Regions from separate parts of the Homo sapiens genome. Here region 1 is linked to region 2. Evidence: chromatin loops called from intact Hi-C (ENCODE). Cell type or tissue: PC-3. All regions are shown on one strand. Links, peaks and the distances in the headings refer to the core of each region. The heading gives the core; the rest is flanking DNA. Region 1 overlaps PDE7B (phosphodiesterase 7B). Region 2 overlaps PDE7B (phosphodiesterase 7B).

What was found. Peaks named below come from ENCODE experiments on the same cell type or tissue, not always from the same donor. Only the 100,000 strongest peaks of a DNase experiment are listed, where the experiment ranks them.
Region 1: it touches region 2 in a loop (5-fold over the local background); 1 of 110 quality-filtered maps calls a loop at or near these places.

Annotation. Positions count from the first base shown.
Region 1 is chr6:136,192,712-136,209,908 of GRCh38, forward strand. PDE7B (phosphodiesterase 7B) reads left to right here. Exons shown (of 13, transcript NM_018945.4): 13 at 1-2,863. Among named protein-coding and RNA genes, the nearest start is that of MTFR2, 49 kb to the right of the region's middle. In PC-3, for the core only: a CTCF peak has its summit at 9,209; no DNase peak of the experiment used is centred there.
Region 2 is chr6:136,081,562-136,089,561 of GRCh38, forward strand. All of the region lies in intron 2 of PDE7B (phosphodiesterase 7B), which reads left to right. Among named protein-coding and RNA genes, the nearest start is that of PDE7B-AS1, 13 kb to the left of the region's middle. In PC-3, for the core only: a CTCF peak has its summit at 1,283; no DNase peak of the experiment used is centred there; H3K27ac peaks cover 2,885 bases.

The sequences.
Region 1 (17,197 bases), core at 5,423-13,422, 120 kb after region 2:
TGTGAAAATACTGTTAGTTTTAATACAAGAGAATGCATTTGTAAATATGGTATAGAGTTTATTAATATACTATTGTTTGCAGATAAAGGCCTTAACTTTAAACATCTTTCATCTTCTGAAAGCTGCCCAACTTAAATCCTCATAGATGTCTTTCTCAACTGCCTTCCCATGTTCATCTGTATGTTTTCCAGCTAAGGTCACAAACCAAAACTGAATAAAGTCTTTGAGGAAACATTTTGGAAACTTCACATGCATTCCGCTTGAGACCATAGTGTTTAATCTATGGCACCAAGCATCGTTTCCTCAGATTAATGAGACCCTTCAACAAGCCTGAATCAGTCACTTTTCAACACAGCGATGTTTTAACAAGCCAGCTGCTAAGCTTGTGTTTATGTGACTCTTGTTACAGATCATGGCGGTGCGTCAGCCTCACAGGAGACATAGCAGGTCTCAGAAACCTTCTATGACCCTGTCATCTAACCATCAGGGAATTCCCTGCTCCCATGCCACACATTTGTCTATTATGGCTATAGTACCAAAGTACTTTTGGTGTTTGGTTGGTGTGCATTTCTTTAGTGTCGATAGTAACTGGATTTTTCTTTTTCCTTAATCTCATGTGAACAACTACCCAACTGTTTAGCTGAAGTTCATATTATTTAAGTAAAGAAAATATTTCAGTTTTATAACAGACTTTACCTTCCTGGCAGGTCATTGTAGTTAATTATGTCTCTAGCTTGGAGTGTCACCTTGGAATTTCGTTGCCATTTTTTCTCAGACACCTGGCCGTAAAATCAGTTTGTTACAGCATTCTTCTCTAGGCTGCTAAACGCTGTGCATTGAACCTTTTCTTTAGAAGTTTCAGCGTAACTAATGTTAGATGAAAATTGTTGATGCCCCTTTCTTTTTACTTTAAACAATGTGGTAGTGGGAGAATGACTGTTTCTGCCACTATCAACCTGATCCTCATGCTGATAGAATGACAGCTAGCACTTATTTCCTAAGTGCAACTGTTTTAGAGATTTTTCTCCTAACATGCAAAGGAAATACTGATTGGCCTATAATAAGTTCCTATAGGGAGACTGAGGCTTGCAGAATTAAGGTTCAGGGGAAATTTTGGAAAGTTGGTTGTATTTTCATTGAAGTAGGAGAGATTATCAGATGGTGCTAAAGAAAGTGTGAAGATCTTATGAAATAGGTGGATGGTAAGTTGAAATTATTGATGTGGGTAAGAAGGGAGGTTGTGGAAAGTTAACACTAGCTTTGTATTTTTTTTTCTGTAAAACTGTGAACTGATATATTTTCCTTTATCACTTTAGTATTCTGCAGTTCTCAGCTTGGTGAGGCTCCAAAAGAGAATATGTCAGATGTATTCCTACTTCCAAACCTGTCTTACTTTGGTTTGATGGTACACATAGGGCTTTTGAACAGTCTATTTTTAATGTATATGAGGTCAAATCAAGGAAGGCAATTGCTGGGGACAAGAAAAGTAGAGGTAGGAAAGAAGACACTATTTTAGCTAATGGGGTTTCTTGGGACTAAAAAATGGCTTTGTTTAAATTATAATTATATAATAATTTAAATAAATGAGATTGGAGGTATTCTTAGTAGTTCTGAGTTGATAGTTTACATTACAATTAGGTCTTGAAGAAGAGCTCACAGAGAAAAAACTACCAAATATCCAATGGGTAAGCCCATGATGTAGCCACTAGTACAATAAAAATCTGAAGTAAAATGAGGCATAAACTTGATGCAGCTGCCTCCCTCATTCAACTGGGGAGTTCTTGAGTTCCTCATTTGTTGGTAAAAAGAAAAAGAATGTGAAAATGTCTCTTTTTTTCTTGGCTATTAGTGGCTGTCTTGCAATATTTCAATAGGAGTCCAATTACTAGTTAAAACACTGGCGGGGTGCGGTGGCTCACGCCTGTAATCCTAGCACTTTGGGAGGCCAAGTTGGGCAGATCACAAGTTCAAGAGATCGAGACCATTCTGGCCAACATGGTGAAACCCCGTCTCTACTAAAAATACAAAAATTAGCTGGGCATGGCAGTGCGTGCCTGCAATCCCAGCTACTCAGGAAGCTGAGGCAGGAGAATCGCTTGAACCTGGGAGGTGGAAGTTGTAGTGAACTGAGATCGCACCACTGCACTCCAGCCTGGCAACAGAGCTAGAATCCGTCTCAAACAAACAAACAAAAAATCCCACAGCTATTGGATCATCCACAGATTTTTTCTTTACAATCTTGTTCTCCTTGTCCATGGACCATCAATAGTTGACTTGCCAGGTTTAATTCTTTCATTGCTTGAGAAGAAAGGAATCAAAGGACTGTGTGTAGTAAGCTGACGGTAAAGTTAAGATTAAATTAAGACAGAGAGAGAATACATATCACTGCCAGGCCTGATAGGAAAAATCTGCTCTTCCTTTTAATAACAGTGATGAATTGTCAGGACCTTATTTAGGAAACCCTGACCTACCCATAACTCCCTGCTAGGCTAAGTAGAAACCAGGTTATTTCTCCCTGCTTATGGCTCCCCGCAAAGGGACTTGCAGCGTGTCCTGCAACTTTGTCTTCAGATAGTGCTTCCTACAAAACTAGGTCTTGTTTTGTAATCTTTTCTCGTGTTGAATCAGATCTGCTTACTTATTTAGGTTTGGTTATGAGCTTGTATCTCACTGTATTTCTCATGCTTTGTTCTTTTAAACAAATCCTTTAAACTGTGTCATTTTGTATACACATGTGAGGTTTGAAAAAAAAAAAAAAAAAAAAAAGAACTACCTTGTGAGTTTTGCTCAAAATGTGGCCTAAGTAGCCATTGGCATGTCTAGATGAACAAATAAAAATAAAGATAATTTCTTTAAAATATCACAAGATGAAAATATCCTAATTCTCACCAGGTAACATGTTACCAGTCAATGAATTGGATTCAATAAAAGGATCCCACTGCTCAGGAGAGGAAACATTCGAGGAAAGAACACAGATGCAAACATGGCCCACGTGACTCATTCCACTTTGGGGGCTACAGAAACGCCCATGTCCATGAAGGTATCACCTGCTCGTTAGTGCCAAGTTAGGGAAACAGGGCCACCATTCAGCTTTACATTTCCCCAGAGTCCTGATATTTTTCTGACTCATATTTGTCAAACTCATATGAATGAGAATGAGGTACAATGTTTTAAGTTGTAAAAACATAGCCAACTCAGGGCAAGAATTATTTGTGAAAAATATGGTCTCACATTTCAGGATTACTGGCCATGAAGAACAATAGAACAGTTCAGGCAGAACTGTTCTATTCTAAATCTGGTATTCTAAATCCATCTGGAAATAGAGAAGAAGAAGAACACTGCCAATGTTTCCAATGTTTTCTTGTATCTTTATGTATTCTCCCATATTCATTTTATTAAGATCTGTGTTCAGAATCTCTCTGATTCCTTAATGACTCCCATGTTTGAATGCAAAGCTACTTTTTCATTTGTGGATGTTCTATATCACAAAGCTAATATCAAAAGAGATGCCCCACTAGTATTTCATGTAAAGGTCAGGCATGGCTTTCAAATGTACACGGGAACCTAGCTGAAACACTGTCAAATAGGCCAAGCCTACATGAGCACTTAGATTTCAATTAAAGAAATACTTATTGAGGAGCTACTATGTGCCAGACATTGTGCTAGATATTGGGATTTAAAAAGACCCAGTCCCTCCAGGAGCATTCAGACTTGTGCCAGAGACTGGTGTTACCTGTGAACACTTCTTAGAGAATTTGTGAACAGCTATGATTGCTCAAATGCAGCTAAAGCTCCCTCCTGGCATACAACACAATAGAAAGCAGATACACTTCCAACACAGAAATGGATCCCAATCCTAGTTCTGTCACTAACTTATCCTCTGACTAGACAGAAGTTACTAAAACTGCTATAAAATTATTTCAAGACAGCTGGGTGTGGTGTCTTATGCCTGTAATCCCAGCACTTTGGGAGGCCAAGGTGGGGGGGTGGATCATGGCGTCAGGAGTTCGAGACCAGCCTGGCCAAAATGGCGAAACCCCATCTCTACTAAAAATACAAAATTAGCCAGGCGTGGTGGTGGGCTCCTGTAATCCCAGCTACTTGGGAGGCTGAGGCAGGAGAATCACTTGAATCTGGGAGGCAGAGGTTGCAGTGAGCCAAGTTTGCGCCACTGTACTCTAGCCTGGGCAACAGAGCAAGACTCCGTCTCAAAAAAAAAAAAAATTATTTCAAGACAATATTTTTTATAGTATTGTTGTGGCAATTAAAAGAGTTGGCATACAAAAAGGCATCAAGCCTGCTCGCTGGTACATGGTAGATGCTCAATAGATACAGGTTCTCCCTTAAATTACAAACAACTTGCCAAATAGCCGTTCTTGCATGAATAAGAATGGGGAGAGTTTACAGTGGAGAAAACACAGTAAAGAGTTGGTTTCACATTAGGAAGTCAAACTTCTAATTAAGCCAGAGAGATTATTAGAAAAAAAAGTTTAAGTTGTAGCTGATAATGGTTTGAAAATGTAAGATTGGCTTGTCTTAGTCATCTAAGCAATGATGCATCATTGATTCCATTGCCTGAAATTCAAATTCTCATATTAAATGTGCTGATATAATCTTTAGTATTTTCTTTCCTTTTAAGGAAGCAGTGCAGTAGGGTTTTAAAAGCATTGTCAGGGCACAGTGGCTCACATCTGTAATTGTAGCACTTTGGGAGGCTGACGCAAGAGGATTGCTTGAGTCCAGGAATTTGAGACCTGCCTGGGCAACCTAGACCCCATCTCTACAAAAAAAAATTTAAAAATAATACATAAAGTGTTGGCTTTGGACTGGGTACAGTGGCTTACCCCTGTATCTTAGCACTTTGGTAGGCCAAGGTGGGAGGATCACTTGAGGCCAAGAGTTCAAGACCAGCATGAGCAACACAGCAAGACCCCTGTCTCTTGCTGTAAAAAGTAATTAAAAAAAAAAATGTGGGCTTTGGAGTCAGACCAGAATTTAAATCCCTCATTATCATTAACTACCTAACCCTAGGCGATTTATTTAATCTCTCTGAGCCTCCATCTCCTCATGCATAAAATGATAGTAACATCAACCTCCTGGGTGGTCATGAGGATGAAAGTAAATAACATACATAAAATATATAGCATAATTTCTAGCAAAAAGGGAGTACTCAAAACATGTAAATTCCTACATCACTTAAGGAAAAAATATCTACAAAGTGGAAGTTAGGATGCATCTTTCACTTTCTATAGATTGTGCCAATTTTTGTGCAAATGAAAACAAGTTGCATTAAGAGAGACTGACAGTGACTCTATCTACAGGTGGCCAGGTCGGTCATAAAAATAATCCTTGTATTATGGACAAAAAAACTATTTTAAAATGTGATTCAAGAAAAAAGACAGTGACCCAGAGGTGCTAAGGATACACTGGTAAGACCAAGGACAAATAAGGGACTATTTCTTGTGGTTTTAAAGTAAATATTCCTCAGCTCAGCGAGAGAGAACTAGTCCATCTGGTTAATCTAAGACTTTCCTGGAGTTGACAAGAATACAACCCTGGCTAGACAGAAGCATTAGTTAAATAAGCAAAACTTGATAACCTGTCAAGTTTTCATGAAGTCCATTCAAATCCTACAATTCCTATCCATCAGAGTTCCTGGTAGCCCTTTCCCTTGCCACCTCTTCATCAGATCCTTTCTGGCCACTGACAATAGAGGCTGAAGACTCCCAGGCAGTCTCTGCAAGTAGGTGGCCCTGGGCAACATAGGAAGACCCCATCTCTACTAAACATTTTAGAAAATTAGCCAGGCATGCTGGAGCACAGCGGCGGTCCCAGCTACTTGGGAGGCTGAGGTGGGAGAATCGCTTCAGACCAGGAGTACAAGGCTGCAGTAATCTATGATTGTGCCACTGCACTCCAGCCTGGGTGACAAGACTTTGCCTCAAAAATTTAATTTAATTTAATTTTAAATTTAAAACTCAATTCTAAACTAACATTTTCCAAATTGCATAAAAATGTATGTGCCCAAAGATGTCTGTTAAGTGTTCCCTGAAAAAAAAAAATGGATTCGTAGCCAAAGAATTATGAGAAACGATGAATTAAAGACATAGGTTTTGCTCAAAGATATTTGTTAAGTGTTCTCTGGGGGAAAAAATGGCTTCATAGTCAACGAATTTTGAGAAACAATGGATTAATACATAAGTTTTGCTCAAAGATGTTTGTTAAGCGTTTCCTGGAAAAAAAAAAAAAGGCTTCATAGTCAAAGAATTTTGAGAAACAACGGATTAAATGCGTAGGTGTTGCTCCTGTCTGCTTCCCAGAACTCTCAAGTGCTAATGGACATCTTCAACAAGGTGATACAGATGACATTGTCTGGATCTAGTTTTGATTTCTTATCACAAAAATCTTCCTTAACTATTGCAACCCAGGATGATCTATCATTTTATCATTAGTGATTGTTAGCTGTTTTGTATTGTCATTAATGATGTATGTGTATGTGTTCTGCCCAATTTGAGGTATAATTTGGCATGGTGGTTAACTTGCCCAAGTTTGTGGCTTGACTTTACCACTTAGTAGGTATCTGACCTTGGGAGAGTTTTCAAACTTTCTGTGCCTCAGTTTCTTCATCTGTAAAATGGTGATAAAAATATGACCTATTTCATAAGGGTTTTGAAGATTAAGAGTTGAGGCATGGAAAGCCCTTTGAATGATGCCTGCCACAGAGAAAGCACTAAGTATTAGCAAAAACCATTATCTTCTCCCTTCATCCCCCTCTTGACTTGACTTGTAAGCTCTTTGATAACAGGGATAACTACCCTTTTAAAAACTACTCTTGGCTGGGCACAGTGGCTCATGCCTGTAATCCAAGTACTTCGGGAGGCCGAGGCAGGTGGATCATGAGGTCAGGAGTTCAAGACCAGCCTGACCAAGATGGTGAAACCCCAACTCCACTAAAAATACAAAAATTAGCCAGGCGTGGTGGTAGGCACCTGTAATCCCAGCTACTTGGGAGGCTAAGGCAGGAGAATGGCTTGAACCCAGGAGGCAGAGGTTCCAGTGAGCTGAGACCACACCACTGCATTCTAGTCTGGGTGACAGAGCAAAACTCCGTCTCAAAAATCAAACAAAAAAACTATTCTCCATAGCGTAGCACAGGACATACTGAATAAATACGTCTTAAATGAAAGAACACATTTTTGACTGACAAATTGGAAATCATATCAGATTATGTTAACATTTAAATCCAAACAAGTAAACTCCAATTGTAACAATGAATGTCCCAATAATTTGAATGCAGATGCTGTTTTTTCAGGTCCACAGTTGCTATCTGGTAGACCTTTAGCGTTTTGAAGAACATAGTTTGGGAAAACAATAGTTTTTTCTCCTCTCAGTTTATGAGCATACTCTTCTGAGTGGTGACAGTAGAAATAATTTCTCTGAAGGACTTGATATCCAAAGATCTCTAGATTTTTCTCTATCCAACTGGAAAAGAAACCTACAGAAACACCACTAAATTGCTTCCTTTGCGGGACAAATATGAATCTATTGTAATGCACAATCCAAGAGGAGACAGAGACAAATCCCAGTGCTCATCTTTAAAAAAGAACAGGGAATGGCAGATGAGTCTCTTATTTTATCCTTGTTAAAAGCACTTCAGATTACACATAACCTACTCCTACTCTTCTTCCCAGTAAGCAATTATATGTGCATTTTTTAAGTTGTCAGCAAAGTAAGCCTAATGGACCAAAATGTATGATCAGTTTTGGGGATTATTTATTTCTTCCTTCTTCCCACTGCTATAATTTACTTTGAGCCTTTTTTTTTTTTTAACAGGAGAGTCAGACTTTACATTTCAATGAATTCATTTTCTCAGAAACATCTGTCTCAGTCCACATTTGAAAAAAAAAAACTTCTACATGAAAACAAAAGACCTATAGTGTTATAGAACAGCATAAGTGAGAATTATACTCTGTAATTATCAGTTTTCAAGTATTAACCTTACTGAGATGGAGACAACAAAAAGTTCTGATCTTTCAATACTTGAGTTATGTAACGTTCTGAAATATTTCTGAGATGCCTCTACTGACTTTAGTTATTAAAAATGTGTTATTTTAGAAATAGCTTATCAAAAAATACCTTTTGGCATCTGGAGCTTTATCTTAAACTCTAACGGGAAGCTTGAGATTTTTTTTCTCTTATCAGTGTGGGCTTTTTTGTTGTTTGAGACCGAGTCTCGTTCTGTTGCCCAGGCTGGAGTGCAGTGGTGCAATCTCGGCTCACTGCAACCTCCTCCTCCCGGGTTCAAGTGATTCCCATGCCTCAGCCTCCTGAGTAGCTGGGATTAGGATTACAGGCACATGCCACCATGCCCAGCTAATTTTTGTATTTTTAGTAGAGACGAGGTTTTACCATGTTAGCCAGGCTGGTCTCAAACTCTTGACCTCAAGTGATCCACCCTCCTCAGTCTCCTAAAGTGCTGGGATTACAGACCCGAGCCACCATGCCCAGCCTCCGTGTTTTTTTAGTAGTAGGTTTCCAGTTCTCAAGTATGATTTAGTGAATGTTCAGCCCCACCACCAACCTGCAGAAATGTCAGGCAGCCAAGCACAGGCCCTATCCCCACAGTGATTGTCTGATCACTGCACAGACTGTGAAGTCCCCAGGTACCAGTGCCAGCCTCTGAGGAGGATAAGATGAGAAGAGACTTCAACAGGGTGGGCAGGCCACAGTGCAAGGGCTGCGTGCCAGGACCTCATTCTGCTGAGAGTTGGGGTATGTACAAGTGTCATTGAGAAAGGCCTAAGATTGTGGAGGGAGGTGGGTAACCTGACTTGAATATCTAAAAGGTATGTGACATGTCAATAAAGCTTCATTTGGGCTAGCAAGCAAACCAGAAGCAATTAACTAGACATCACTGTTTCTTCTTGGTATAGTCAGAGCTAAGTGTTCTAGGAACACTTAAACATTTTTGTACATATTATTGGTAAAGGCTCTGACCAGATGTCAATGATATTGGCAAACTTTGTCCATATAAATCAGGTGACTTGTAAGAAGTGTTCACTGAGGCTTAATTTTATTTCAGAAACAACGGCATTACTGCCTAGTTTACAATTTATAGTGAGCATTAGAGCTGATGTCATATGTTCCTTGCACTGTATTGACACGTGTGAACAGCAGGCATTGGCCAGAAACAACGCTGGTGCCATCTATGTTCCATTTGCAGCAAGAGATTACTCAACTCTTACTCTAACTCAAATGAGACTGTCAACGAAGATAGGAGGCATGGAGGAGAACTGACAAGAGGAGAAAGCTTATATTGATTCCGTATCCTGTGAGGGAAAATAAGCATTTAAGGAAGAATAACCAAGATGAATCAAATTACTCACTGAGTATGAGTTTTCTAGGGCTGCCCTAACAGATTACCAGAGTGGCTTCAAATACAAAAATGTATTCTCTCACAGTTCTGGAGGCTAGAAGTCTGAAATCAAGGTATCAGCAGGTCTCTGAGCTCTCTGAAGCTACCAGGGAAGAGTCCTTCCTTCCTTCTTCTAGCTCCCAGAGCTCACCAGAAATCCATGCCGGTCCTTGAGTGGTGGCAGCATAACTCCAACCTTTGCCTCCATCATCACAGGCCTTCGTCCCCATGGGTCTGTTTTCCCTTCTTACATGGACACGAGCCAGGGACTAGGGCCCACCCTAATCCCATATGGCTTCATCTTAACTAATTACATCTGCAAAGACTATTGCCAAGTAAGGTCATATTCTGAGGTTCTGGATGGACAGCAACTATAGGGGGCAGTATTCAGCTGAGGACACCTAGACACTCCTCACTCCTCACTCACTCACCCAATGCTTTACCTCCTACAGACACTCCTCACTCACTCACCTTTACCTCCTACCCATCCCCGGTACACATACACACATACACACACACACACACACACACACACACACACACACACACAGTCCATACGCATCTGTCAGACTCTTTAACTTTTTATTTGGAGATAATTGTAGATTTAAATGTTCTCGTAAGAAATAATACAGAGTTGGAACTTGGGGGTAAGTAGTCAAAATGAAAATAAAAGAAATAGAGAAGCTGAGCACAGCTGCTGATGCCTGTAATCCCAATACTTTAGGAGGCCGAGGCAGGAGGATCACTTGAGGCTAGGAGTTTGAGACCAGCCTGGGCAACATAGCAAGACCTCATCTCTATTAAATTTTTTTTTAATTAGCTGGGTGTAGTGGCACACACCTGTAGTCCCAGCTACTTGGGAGGCTGAGATGGGAGGATCACTTGAGCCCAAAGGTTGAGGCTGCAGGGAGCTGTTTCACACCACTGCACTCCTGCCTGGGGCAAGAGAGTGAGACCCTATCTCAAAAAAAAAAAAAAAAGAAAGAAAGAAAGAAAGAAATAGAGAGATCCTGTGAACTCTTCATCCACTTTACCCAATTTTCCCCATGGTAACGTCTTGTATAACTATATTACAATAACTATATTACAACCAGGAAATCAACATTGATAAAAATCCGGTAACAATTCAGACTTCAGCAGTGTTACATGCATTTGTGTGTGTTTACATGTGTGTGTGTGTGTTTTTGTGTGTGTGTATCATATCTTGCAGATTTCACCTGATTGACAGCATTGAGATAGAGCGTTTCAGGTTTGAGATGTGGTTGTTTTTACATATTTGGAGGTAGAGTGAGGAAGTGTGGAGAAGTTTCATGGAAGGAGGAACAAAACACATCTTTGTTTCTCTCTTCCATATCTTTTCCTTACTAATTCAGATCTGGCTCAGGAAAAAAAACAACTTTTTAAAATCCCAGTGGCATCAGCCATCTGGAGATGACAGTATGATTCTTGTTCTACTTTTCAGCTTCTTCACTATTTCATCATTGATTTCCCAGATACTTTCATTCATTCATTCATTCATTCATTATTTGTGCAACAAATATACATGAAGCACCAAGTTTGTGTTAGGTGTTGGGGATGCAATGATAAATGTCTTCTCTGTGCTTACAATAAAGTGAGCAACTAGGGAGAATTCATAATAGCAAATCATAATTAGTGAAATAACAGAAGTAGGAGCAGATGGGATCACATAGAAGGGAAACCACATGACAGGGTATGAGAGAAGTCAGGAAGCCCTCCCAGAGGAAGGGATGCCTAAGTCAAGATATAAATAAAGAGTGAGGCAAGGGGAGGAATCTGGGAAGAACTGTTCCTGACCAAGGGACAATAGTTGAAGTGTTTCTGAGGATGAAAAATATTCCCAGAAACATCAAGAAACTGAAAAAAAAATTAGCGCTCAAGGGAGATATGTAGGTAATTGTGCAGATAATAAGGAAAAGTTAAAGGTATAGAAAATGATAGGTGCACCAGTTCCTGATAAGGATGGGACTCAGAGAGCAGGAGGCTTTGGAGATGAGGTCGACTCACCACCATTGTGATAGGTGGGAAGGAGATGACGCCATGTGGGACACAATTATGTTCATGCATTTTGTGGCAAAAGTTGCAGAATTCTCATCTGGTGACCTCTACATTCTGGGTCCAGTACAATGCACAGGCATCTGCTGGAGTGAAGGGGGCCAAAAGTGGGAGAAAAAAAGGGAGGAAATCAATAGCATATCTGTATATGAGAGAGTGTTGACTCAAGAAAGAAAGAGCATAGCAGAGAGAGTTCACTGAAGAAACTTCACATGATCACGTAGAGCACCAATGCTAGAAGTCGGGAGTTGATAGCCACAACCATCTTAAACATCCTGCAGCATCTCCAGCAGCTCTCAGCCCCCGGATGAAGATGAGAAGGTAGAAGTCAGATTCTTCCAAGGTTTGGATCTTTCCCAGAGGAAACAAAGTAGAGCAGCAAGGCAAGGGAGTTGATTGTAGTTGTAATTTAAGCTGAGTAGAAAAGGCAGTAAAGATGAGAAGCTGTTGGATAAAGGCAGAATCAAGAGATGAAAGAGCCTTAGAAGACATGCTGAGAAGAAAGAACCAGAGAGAGCTGGAAGGTTAGGCTTGTGTGGTCCAAGGCTGTGGAAGGTCTGAATGTATTATTTTAGAGGTGAAGTGGTTTGATGTGAAGACAGGTCCAGGAGCTTTGGGGGCAGACAGCTTCAGGAGTATGGAGAAGTTTATTATAGTTAAGGAATCAAAAGTACGTGGTGGTAGGTGAGTTATCCACTTGGTTACTGAAGTCACACAGGGTATTGGCAGGACTTGAAGTGAGAAGAAGCCTGGAGCTTCTCCAGTAACTGAAGTGGAAAGAATGAAATGTCAAATGATGCCGCAGACATGAGGTGGTAGCACCCACGGCAAGAACCCCAAGGGAGACGTGTTCTCAGCTTGAGTCCTCACTGAGGGTAGAGGACTAATGGTCTAGAAGTGGCAGTAACACGCTGATCCCATGTCCCAACACTGACATGAAGGACAGTTGGTAATAAGTAGCCTCCATTTGAGAGGCTTCCATAAGGCAATGTTGTCAGGGGACAGTTTCAGATAAAGGAATGTCTAGTGCATACAGTGGTTGTAAGAGTGTTTATATCCTGGTTTGGGAGTTCCAGGGAAAATAATAGAAGTGTCAGGAAGGAGGATTGTGACAGGAAATGGTAGGATCCAAATATCATGGAGCATGAGAATGTGGGAGAAGATAAGTGAAGGAATCATTCTTCTTAGGTGGTAAACAAGGGTTACAGGGATGCGAGTTAGGGTGGATTAAGCTGGCCACTAGACTGCCAACAGAATTAGTCCCACCATCCCCCCTGCAGATGGGAGGAGGCTCTCAGGGATTCACATAGCCCTGCCAGATGTACTTCCAAGCCTTAAAAGAAAGGGGAAACTCTTAGCTGTTGGAAGAAGTGACCTTTGGTCTGGATTGACTGTGGTGGTCTTGGGGAGGTTGTGGGAATGAAGTAACTTCCACTCAGGTACCCAGGGAGTGGTGAAGGACACCATACCCAGAAAGCACGGGCTGGGAGTGGGCGATGAGTCTAGGCTCTTTGAGGGAACAGTGATGACCAGGAAATACTGGCACACAACCTGCTCTGCTTCTCCCTCTGGGACTCCAAGCTCAGCATTGCTATGGTTAGAGATTCTGTGTGCAATCTGCAGGTGGTAATAAGGATCTGTAGCTAGCATTTTTCAATCTCCCTTCATACTACATCCCCAGAGGTCAACTGAGAGCCCAGGCAGCTTGCTGTTACAGGGAGGGCCATCAGACATGTCAGTTTTCTGAATGAAACAGAGTCCTGGTATGTTTGAAAAACGGAAAGAAATCTGTCTTCAATTAACCAAATGGTCATTCTTCAATAACGGAAAAGATAAGGTGGCAGCAAAGACCAGAAGTGGGCACTAAAAGGTATGTGATCTTTTTTTTCAGGTGAGACAAGGGTCTATATTCCTATCCATTACAGGTGGGGTCATTTCTATGACTCAAATCTGAACAAAATACAGGTAGCAATCTAAATTCAATCATGACAATAAAATACTTTCCATTTTCCAAGTTCGATGGTAATATTTACATTTAAAAAAATAATTTGTTCTTTTTTTGTTTTTAAAAAAGACAACATGCTCAAGATTACACAGAATCTGGAAAAAATCACTTCATCTGAGAGATCAACTGATAGTAAAAAAACAATGTTCTTACATAGTAACCCAATTCAAGAATATCACCATGGAGTCTAACATGGTGTTTATTTCAAAGACAATATTCAAGTATGTCATTTAGAACACTATGTCTAATGTGTCTGTAAAGAAGCAAACACTGCTATCCAAGATCATTAGGACAAGTAGCGGCGCCAGCTGGGAGAAGACCCCATGTGCCATTAATAAGGTGCTGATGGGAAGGGTGCCTGACAGGGAAGGCCAGCCGAATGAAATTAAACCACCACCCCCAGAAATGCCCCCTTGACAAAAGAGACAAGAAAGCGATGGTGGTTGGGGACCTAGGTGGTGGAGGTGGTGGTACAGGAGGGGGTGGGGGTGGAAGAGTTGGCTGGGGGTGGTGGAGGAGGTTAGGGAGGTGGTGGGGGAGGGGGAGAAGGGCAGTGGCGAGGCGGTGATGGTAGAGGAGGTTTCCAAGGCAGGGGAGATTATGGTGGAAGAGAGGGCTGTGGTGGAAGAGGCTATGGAGATCCATATGGAGGAGGAGGAGGTGGTGAAGGTAAATAATTTTTAATGAACACTTCCAATTACACATTGAAAACCCAGGCAATCCCTTTGTTAAGGTACAAATCAAGCAACATCTAGATTTTAATCCAAGTTCAAGGTCCTATGCCCAGTTCCCAGACACACTCAGTTGCGAAAGAAAAAGAGGCTCAGAAAACAGCTAGAAAAAGAGGTTCTACTCAAGCTGTCTTACATCTGATCAGAGTTGGCTCCCAAAAGCAATGGAGAGCATGAAGAAAAGGAGATCACTTAGACAGCATCCTCTTTATGCAGTGATTTCTTATTAACCCTTAATGTAAGAAAGAGACAATTCTTAGAATTCAAGAATTTGCTAAAAAACAAAATAATTTTTCCCTGAAATTAACCTTTGTGTTTTGAAGCTTCCAAGCCTTCCTGGAATTATTGTTTATTATTCCAGAGGGTTCAGTGAAGATTTTCAAATGCAACTACATCCTCTGCTAACGTTATATGCAGAGGCCTTCTTCCTCCTACAATGACAGGGTGTATCACGCAGTCTTCTCTAGAAGCAAAAGTGCAATATGATATTCTACTACCAACAACAAGGACCAATTCAACCAGAGTTTAGTTTCAAAATTAAGACTCACTTTACATGAGATCTACTCTCAACAAATATTTAAGTGTACACTATATTATTGTTGACTGTAAGTATAAATGCCTATTTTTCTTATAAGAACTCTGACATCTCAAAGTTGTAACTATTCATTTTCCAATCACGTAAATAACATGTAGAGGAAGGATCGCCATCAAAGACTTAACACAATTTATGGAAGGGAGAATGAGAAAGAGCCATTTCCTAAACCAAACTCAAAGGGATTCAAGGACCAGGGAGTCTGTAGTCTTGAGTCAAATAATTAAAATGTGTTCACTAAGGGGACTATAATATCTTATCAAAACATAAGAATAATTTTGGGCTAGATGCAGTGGTTCACAACTATAATCCTAATGCTTTGGGAGGCTGAGACTAAAGGATTGCTTGAGTCCAGGAGTTCAAGACCAGCCTGACCAACATAGCAAGATCCTCTCTACAAAAAAATTTAAAAATCAGCCAGGCATGGTGGTGCATACCTGCAGTTTTAGCTACCCAGGAGGCCGAGGCAGGAGGATCACTTGAGCCCAGGAGTTTGAGGCTGAAGTGTGCTATGATCACACCATTGCACTCCAACCTGGGCAACGGAGAGAGACCCTCTGTGAGGGTTATCCGTGAGGCTTCCACTTAACAGTAGACTATTAGTAGTTAAGCTTTTGGGGAGTCAAAAATTATACATGAATTTTTTACTGTGTGTGGGTGGCACCCCAACCTCCCTGTTGTCCAAAAGTTAACTGTATTACAATTCATTCTGCCAACGCGAGTCTTTCTAAAATGCTAATGTAATTAACCTTTTTGCAGTCATTTAATGATTCCCCTTGTGGCTTTTCAGATGGATTAGTCCATTCTTATGCCGCTAATAAAGACATACCTGAGACCGGGTAGTTTATAAAGGAAAGAGGTTTAATGCACTCACAGTTCCACATGACCGGGGAGGCCTCACAATCATGGTGGAAGGTGAAGGAAGAGCAAAGGCAAGAGGCAATGTATGCAGGGGAACTCCCTTTTATAAAACCATCAGATCTCATGAAACTTATTCACTATTATGAGAACAGCATGGGAAAAACCTACCCCCATGATTCAATTACCTCCCACCAGGTCACTCCCAAGACATGTGGGGATTATTACAATTCAAGGTGAGATTCAGGTGGGGACACAGAGCCAAACCATATCATCAGAAATCCAGTTCCTTGGGTTAGAACCCTAAGTCTTCATAATCTGAACCCTGCCAATCTCTATAGCCTTCTCTTCATGCACTTTCCCACCCTCCTCTTGCCAGCCACCCCATTCGCCCAGTCTTAGGCTCCAATCATTCTAAACACCTGCAGGTCTCCAAACCCACCTGCTATTTCCCACCTACGAGGCTTCCAACAAAAGCTCCCTCCACTGGGAATGCTCATCCTCCAACCCACCCTTTCTGAGTTTTCCAATTCAAATAACTACCTCTGTCTGATGTGGCTATCCTCCTTTAGACAATCATAGCGCCCTCTATCAGGGCACTTCCTACCTAGTATCTTCATCACTGATTATATGTATGTTTCTCCGACTGGACTTCGAGCAACTTGAAAATATCCATTTGCTATTTTAAATTCAACACCTAAAACCACAGTGCTTAACAAAAGTTTGTTGAATAAAATAATGAATGAATAACCCATGGGCAAATGATTTAATATATGGAAACCAGATGGGCTGGCTGTAAATGGTTTTATGAGCTTTATTCCTTAAAGTTGATGTTTTTACATTTTAGAAGCTAGAGAAGTTTCCAGAGTAGTGAGAATGAAAGCAAGGTTCGCACTGATGAGGAAAAGTATGTGAGGAGACTTAAAAATATCTATGATTAATTAAAAAATTTAATTTTTTAAAAGGCCGAGTGTGGTGGCTCAAACCTGTAATCCTAGCAGTTTGGGAGGCCGAGGTGGGCCTCGGCCCAAGAGGAAGATCACTTGAGTCCAAGAGTTCAAGACCAGCCTGGGCAACATGATGAAACCCTGTCTCTATCAAAAAAAAAAAAAAAAAAAAAAGAGAGAGAGAAAGAAAAAAAAGAAAAAAAACTATGATTTTATAAATGTGTTGTGAGAAGGATTTTTATAAAATGCTATTAAACTGTTTGTTGAGTGAATAAAGCAAGCATTACTTGACTGCCCTTGGGCCTGTGTCACTGAGGAAGTGAGCACACACCAGGAAATGTTTGGCAGACTAAGAACAGGACACAATCATTGCCTCCAGGGGGTACTATCTGGTTGAGAGACAAGACATGCAGGATAACATTCAATGAAGACCTCACAGAAGAGAAACGTCTTGCCTTGGTCTAAGTCAAAAAAGACTTCGCAGAGGATGGGGGCCTTAGAACTGATTTTGAGAGAGGATCTGTGTTAGTCTGTTCTCACACTGCTAATAAAGACATACCCAAGACTGGGTAATTT
Region 2 (8,000 bases), core at 1-8,000:
AACTGATTCTCATTATTCTAGAAAGCCTTGCCTCTCGCATTAGTGTTCTGTTTTCTAGACTTTGCTGACTCTTTCAAAACAAACAGATAGGCAAAGAAATCTAAGATATCATTCACTAGGTAAAATAATTTGAATTTTGGCATCAACCTAAATGAGACCCTTTCAGTTATTTAGTCAACAGTGTTTACTGGGATTTATTCTGTGCTGAGCACTGCAAATACAAGAAGAGATAGAACCCACATTCAAACTTCTTCATTAGTCCATATTCTTTGTACATTTATGTTTTTATTTGTTTGTTTGCTTACACCTGGTTATGATCATACATTTCAGCAGTGGTCCTCAAACTAGAGCGTAAATAGGAATAACTTGGAGAGGTGGTCAAACTACAGCTTCCTGAGCCCTGTCCCCAAAGTTCATGACTCACTGAGTCAGTCAGGGTAGGGCCCATGAATTTGCCTTTCTATTAGTGCAATTTCTAGTACTACTGGTGGGAGGCCCACACTCTGAGAAGCATTTATTTACGGCTTTGAGCGAGAGTAACTTTGTGAAGCAATGTAAGGTTGTTTCCTGTGGTCCTGACGCATCCGTAATGTGGAATTGATGTCAATGGGAATTACACAGGCCACAGAGGTGTCACACACAGGCCTTAGGTGCTCATGACCAACCTCTCACCATGGAGCTGTTGCCTCCTGTTTTTCAGTTGCCTCTCCCATTGGGCATTGCTGTCGCTGTTGCTCCATACGTTGCTGCAGTTACGGCACTTGAGGAGGTCAAACAGTCCCTGTTGGAGAGACTGGAGAAATGGGAGCAAACCTGTCTCTCTCTAAACTTCTGTTATTTTATCTGACCTTAAGAGTAAGATTAATAATCTGATCACCTAATCATCTGGAGAGGACAGCGAGATTTGCCAAATATTAACAGACATGGGAAAGGCTGTGATGTTCAGCTGAGGGCCAGTCATGCAGTTAGCCTGGACCACAAAAAAGATAAATGGGTAAGAACCTGCCTTGCAGTTGCATTGTGAGTGTAATAGCTTGCCAAATGCCTCGGCTATGAATGAGTTTTCTTGTATGGGTCTCTTCTAGGTAGAGCAAAGTCCCTTCTGTTTACTTACAACATTCAGGAGTGTTTCTGATATTTGCCTTTAGGTATATGCTTTTCAATCTCACATACAGGAAAATCATACCGGAAGTTATTGGGTAATTCAAGTATCAAATGAAGTGAGAGCAATGGGAGTGGAAAGAAGATACAAATTTCAAATTTAAAGAATGTTGGAAAACAAACAGTAAAAGACTTGTTTTCTACAACAGAGGGCGATGTGAGACGAGAAAAAAATAGTTGAAATTAACTCCCAGATGTCCACCTCTTTTGACCAGGAAAAGGATGGCATCAATTACATAAATATAAAGATTGAAGAGGAATTGGTTTAAAAGGTTGAATTCTGTTTTAGACATCCAGGTGACAGTGGGACAGCCAGGTAAAAGTATTTTGAAATATTTGGAAATCCAGGACTGGAGTCTGGGTGAGAAAGGTGGCTTGGAGGACAGTGTTAGAAGGCCCCTGCTTAGCTGTCACTTAGAATTGATAACTGAGGCCTATCAGTGATGAACTCACTGAGAGAGGGTCTGTGAGAGAACAGTCGGAAGACTGAGGGTGGAACCCTGATATTCCTTCCAGAAGGGTTCCAAATAAGTTCTTCTTGGATTTGATACCTTTGTGCATTCTCAGTTCACTGTTTCAGTTAAAATATAGGTGGTATTCCTGGAACATAGTATGGGGCTGCCTTTGGAGACCTCCTCAAGTACCTGAGCATGTGCGCATGACTACTTGCATCTATGCCCACCTGTATAGAAAAAAAATGGCTTTTCTACTCATTTTAGAGGGTGAATTGGGGCATTTTCAATTCTCTCAGAAAGACGTAACAGAAGTGTCTGAAATGGCATGCTAACTACCCTTAAAATGTCTGTAGCTTTTCTCTTTTCCATATTATTCATGCCATGTGATACTGACCTGGGGATACTTCCCAGCCACATTTGAAAGCCTCCCCTGAAGTTGCAAACCCAATGGTTTGGAAAAGATATTTTGAATAACTTAAAATATACAGTGTAAACAAACTGGCCTTTTAGTATGAAGTGTACTAAATTAAAGAAACCAGATGCTTTGGTTGGCTTGGAACAGCTGAATTATGATTGGCTCTCCTTCACTAACCATTTTCTTTGGGGCCTCCTCTCTCTGCTCCTTCTTCCCCTCTCTCTCTCTCCTCCCACATTGATATTTTTCTTTTTTTTCAGAAAGCCATAAGCTCATCAGATACAAGAGACATAGCTCCCTAATATCAGCAACAAATGATTTCTGAAATTAGCATTGTTGTAAATTTAAATTGTTTGCCTGTACTCACTGAAATTTGCTTATAAAGACTTGATGTAAGAGTGAGTCATCCTTCAATTAAAGTTCTACATGCAAAGGACTTTTCTATGTAACAATTTTGACTTCAAAATTAAATATTCCTCTTTCAACTAACTACCAACTGGGACATTGTGTAAGGTCTATAGGAAATCATTTCGATCATTTCAATCCCTAACTCTCCAAATTATTTATCCATATGAAATCAAGAAGCCCCACAACCCTCTGAGATAGGGTTCCAAACCCAAATATCCCAATTCGCTAAAGTTAGATAAACCTCCATGCAACCGAGTAGCTTTCCCTGACACAGGATGGCCAAATTTATGCCATCTCTAATCAATTGATACCTTGGAAAATTACTAGTTAATGCAAACTGAAATCTGCTTTCATCTGAAATATCTGCAGAACTGTGCCAGAAATATATATTCAGCTTGGACTCTAGGAATAGAATCTCTAGAAAGGGAAGGGGATGAAAGGAAGGAAAGAAAAGAGTAGGGAAGGGAAATTTTACACAGCCCAGTAGCAGTAAAAATAGATCAACACTATTACCTCAATGATTAATATGCCACATAGTTGGGAAAAACTTTGTGTTTCTGTGATTCAAGATAAACACTAGCAGTCTCCGTCAGAAGGGTCAATTATGGCTTAGCTAATACAGGTAGTTGTGAAACATTTTGTAAGTATAGTGTTCTTATTATAAGTATTAGGTGTAAAAGGCAAATTGCCAGATGCCATCTCATAATTGTTGGAATCCTACTGTATTTGAACTGGATAAGGGAATCTTATCTTAGATCAAGGCATCTAAAAGGTACTTATCTTTATGTTCTCCCTTTAAGGATACCTTTTTATTGTGCTTTAGTAAATCAAGTCTCAGAATGGAATTGGTTCCAAATAATTTGCAGGGGGTTCATTTCATTTCAATTTCAAGGTGGTGAAAAAAAATCACTCCAGAAATTCTCCATGACCTCTTTTTTTTCTTCAAAACACCCATCTCCTCCACCTATCCCCTTCACCCCTCTTTCCCTCTAGGTCTCGACTCCTAGCCGATGGCTGGCCCCTGGGGCATCTGCCACTTGCAGGAGAGCTGGGTGGAATGGAGCAGGCACACTCTGGGATGAACGTTCCAGGGTTTTTCCCATCCTAGTCGAGCCTCACCGAACTTTTCCAAAATGTGCTATTGTATTAGATACATTTAAGAGGGTCTTAAAGTGGTAACTGGCTCACCAGAGTTACAGGATCTTTTTGTCATCAGCATTTTATTGCACAGTCTGACTTCACTTCCCAGTTCTGAGACAGGAAAAGAAAAATGGGTCTACCAATGTTTCCTGCCGAATCACTCAATGCTCAAGGCAGGGGAAAATATATATATATGTTTTTGCTAGAAACTTCACATAGAAAATGAGTCAGGATATTCTATTTTGTGTCTTGACTTTGCATCTTTATGCCAAAGTGCTGTCCTGGTATTAATCTGTTTTGAAATGTGTGGGGATTTGTGAAAAGCAAAGGCAAAACTTTTAAGCCTGGTAGCCCAGTTTGTCTTGCTATTCTAATGTGCCGGAGGGGGCTGAGTGTTCAGAGAAACAGCTCTGTGCCTGGCTGACTTTTGGTTGATGGAATCAGTTAACATCCACAGGCAGATATGGAAATCTTGACTTTCATCAGTAGGTTGCTGGCTATCTGGGGATGCAGCACTGAAGGCAAAGAGTGGAGGCAAAGTAGTGGAAAGAAAAGTCAATACTGAAAAGTGCAAGGAATTTACGAAGCTCTCACCCATTGTCCAGGACAGCTCCACTTCCAATACCGGGAAGTTATTGCCCCCACATTAATCCCTGGCTCCGTGGTACCGTAACTGACTAGGCCACAGGGAGATGAGAGTGTGACTGAGGAGCACAGGCCAACAACAAACACTTCAGGCTCAAGCAGTATTTTACAATTCATTACATCTTAGGGTCATTATTAAGCACTGAGCTTTGTGGGTTCTTTCTTTGGATTACTCATCCTTAGAATGTTTGCCCATCATACTCTTACGGTTTTGCTTTATTGGCCAAGTTTTACAATTTCTCCAGGCTGTGCTTCTTTCTTGCATAGGTATTTTTAACCTTTGTCCAACAGATAGTTATTCTGCAGTACTTTCTAATAGTTCCCACCAAAATGCCTCTTTGTCAAAGGAGAATTCTTTCCATTATTCTGTTTTCTGTAGTTGGATTGCGTGTCTGGGTAACTGGAGTTATAACTCCTGTGCTTGGCGAATATTCTAGTACTCAGTGTCATCCTGAGCAGTTGATAACTTTTCTTTTGCATCTACTCTTATATCAGTATCCCTTTCCAGTTCCATTGTGAAGCTACTTGTCCATTCAGTATCTAATGCTTTTCTTAATGGCTTTTATTTATTTTATTTTTTGGGGTGGGGGGGATTTAAGGAGTGGAAAATAGGCAAGAAAGAAGGAAGAGGCTCCCCCTGTACAGAGACAGAGGGAGGGGGGCTCCAAGCTGAATGAGGGAACCCCCTTGTTAATGGTTTTTAAATATTCCCTTATTCTATCTGCTGTTTTTCCTTCACTCTCCTACTCTTAAGCCACTTTGGCCCCATACTAAAACTTTTCAAAAAGACAAACATCCCAATAGTGGTATATGTGGGAATCCAGTTTCTCTTTCCCCCATCAACACATCCAAAATAATTTTCAAAAACCTCGACACCAATCTGACTATGAGCGTGCATTTTCTCTGAGGGTGAATTTTAGTTACATCTCCTTTGGCTAAGGATTAATGATGCAGACATTTTACTCAGAAGAAAAAACATAAAATGGAAAATACTGTTATTAGAGACATTCAGCAACAGCTTGAGAATGTCAGTAAGTAAAGCAGTGTGTGTACGGTGCCAAGATAGACGGAGCAGCTGCTTCGGAAGAATATTGAGAAGCCAGCTGTTATTCCCATTGGCACCAGAACGTGCCAATCACCACACAAACTGTGGGCATCGTGCGCCAGATTCTGGGGGAGAGAGCGCCTTCACAAGCCAACTAGAAAAGGGCCCTTGTTGTTTTTATGTGTCAAAGTTCTATCTGCCGTTACTTGTATACTATTCTTTATCTACCCATTCTTCCTTCATAGGTTGGTTAGAATGAGAAAGACAGTATACTGAGGAGAGAAACATCTTTCTCTTTCACTTTACATTGTTATAACAAATAATTTTATGGTTTAATTGTTGATTGTGGCACGGCTGGGCATCTTACGTCGATTAATGGAGCAAACATGAACACATCCAAGTGAATTTCAGAGGGTGACTAATTCACCATCTGATATGGACCAGTCCATTTTCTAAAGCTCTCTATCTGGGAACCAGAAGTTTTGGCTAATAAAAAATAGTACCTCAAAATACCTGCACAATGACAGACATAAGAAAAATATAAGAATAAAAAATTAAAAATATATATCCCTAAGAAACTTTTTTACTTCCAAGCAAAGAAAGAAAAAAAAAGTTGTTCCCTAAATTTTATTATCACAAAGTAAGAAGAGCAAGAGACATTTTCCCCCAAAATTTATTCTGACTTGGAAATTAAGTTAATACCATAAAAATGTGGCCTAGTTAACTTTCACTTTGGCTTTCTATAAACAGGTTTTTGAGACCTAAAATCATTAACCTAGATAAGCAATTAGAAAGCAGTAACTTCATCCTCCTACTTTTCAGTATGCTAAGGCATGCAAAGCTTTCTAATTAAACAGCATCGGCTTCTCTAGAAGGAAGGTGAAAAAGAATACACCTCATATCTACATATTCCTAGTTTGAGAAATATATGTATATACATAGTCCTACTTTGAGGGCAGTGTTGTTCTCGCATTCTGGTTTAGGGGTTGTAATGCAACGTAGCCATGTGGCAAGCAGAGTTATGTTCTAGTTGAAATTGGGAACATTCTTGCTCTTAGAACTATCTATCTTGGAAATTTAAATAAATAAAATAAATAAGCAAAAAAATATATATTATCCATGGTTTCAACAAGTCAATACCAGTGGGAGAAAGCCTTTTTCTCTAAATCACGTAAGGAAGAGTGGACAATCAGTGGCAAATCTGTGGGACCATCCATCCCATCGGCAGTATACCAGTGCTACAAGACTAAAGTTCAATGTCACTCTGAGTGTTTCTTTTACCAGGGACATCTTTAAACCTAGTAAGTAGACTGCGGCTAAGGAGCATTCCTGAAACATTGCACAGGATGGAGCTAGGAGCAGATGGAGATTGATGTCATCAGAACTCAGCACAGGAAATAAAGATCTGAGTTGTAGCAGGTTATAATATTACTATACCGGGGGCGGGCAGAGAAAGAGAAGAGGCAGCCCCACAAGGGGGGAGTGGAGCTGTGGGATATCCCTTACGGAAATATTATAGACAACTTCTGCAGAACATCAACAATTAGTTCATAAATTTACAAACACTCATTGAAGGTGTGCTGTAAGTGATGCACTAAGCTGGATGCCCCTGAATCCAGGAGAACACAGGCCTAGAAGGAGAAAAAGCAGGGACACATTAAAAGTCTTCAAACTTTTGAAGACAGCATTACCACCAATATCATAAGGCAGAATAGGATTAGAAGTCAAGTGGACAAAAGACCATATATTGTATTGTTTGCATTTATGGATATGTCCAGAAACGGGAAATCTGTGGAGATAGAAGGTAGAATAGCAGTTGCTTAGGGCTTAGGACTAAGGACAGTAGGCTGGGGGGATAGGAAAGTGACAACTGAAAGGTACAGGGTTCCTTTTTATAGTGATGAAAATGCTCTAAAATTGACTGTGGTGATGGTTGCACGTATTCTGGGAATATAGTAAAAGCCATTGAATCGTACACTTTAAATGAGTGAATTGTGTGGTATGTAAATTATATCTCAATAAAGCTGTCATTTTAAAATGTGAGGTAATAAAATTTGGCAGGGGGTGGAGGGGGAAGCCAAGTAAATTGAAGGAGCAATAAATACTCCAGAAGTGGATCCTCTTCCTCAGGTTCCCATCCCCAGCCTGTATGCCTTTCCCCCGCCAAAAAAAAAAAGAAACACGGGGAACTATCAGATATTCTTTCTCACCTAGAAACCGCAAAACACAAGAAAAACTCTTCAGAGAACTTCAGTACCTCATTTTCTATTACATTTGAAGCCCACTTAAATGTGAGACATGATAAGGTCCCACCTCAGTCCTAGGAGAACTGTGAGCTTGTGAATTATTGTTCAGAGCCTCTTCTAGACAAAAGGGCTTTAGCTCATAACAACACTAACCTCTGGATAAAAAGAGGAGACTTTCAAGCTCTGTGAGGCCCTCTCATAAATAACAAAAAAGATTGGCACCAGGTAGGTCATTCCAGAGACTACAGCATTTACAAAGTTCTTCTATTTGAATTTATTTCAAGCAGTCAATAAATAAATGGTTCCATGCTATTAAAAATGGAGAAAAGAGAAGACTACAAACAAGTGCTTCTACCTCCTGCAATTTGGTCCATTTCTCCAGCTCCCATCTCAGAGAAAGATGCAATTGTTCATTTGATGACCCTGGTACTCAGCGTATTTTCTTTGGGGCCATCTTTTGAATATTATTTTTGCATAAAACCAAG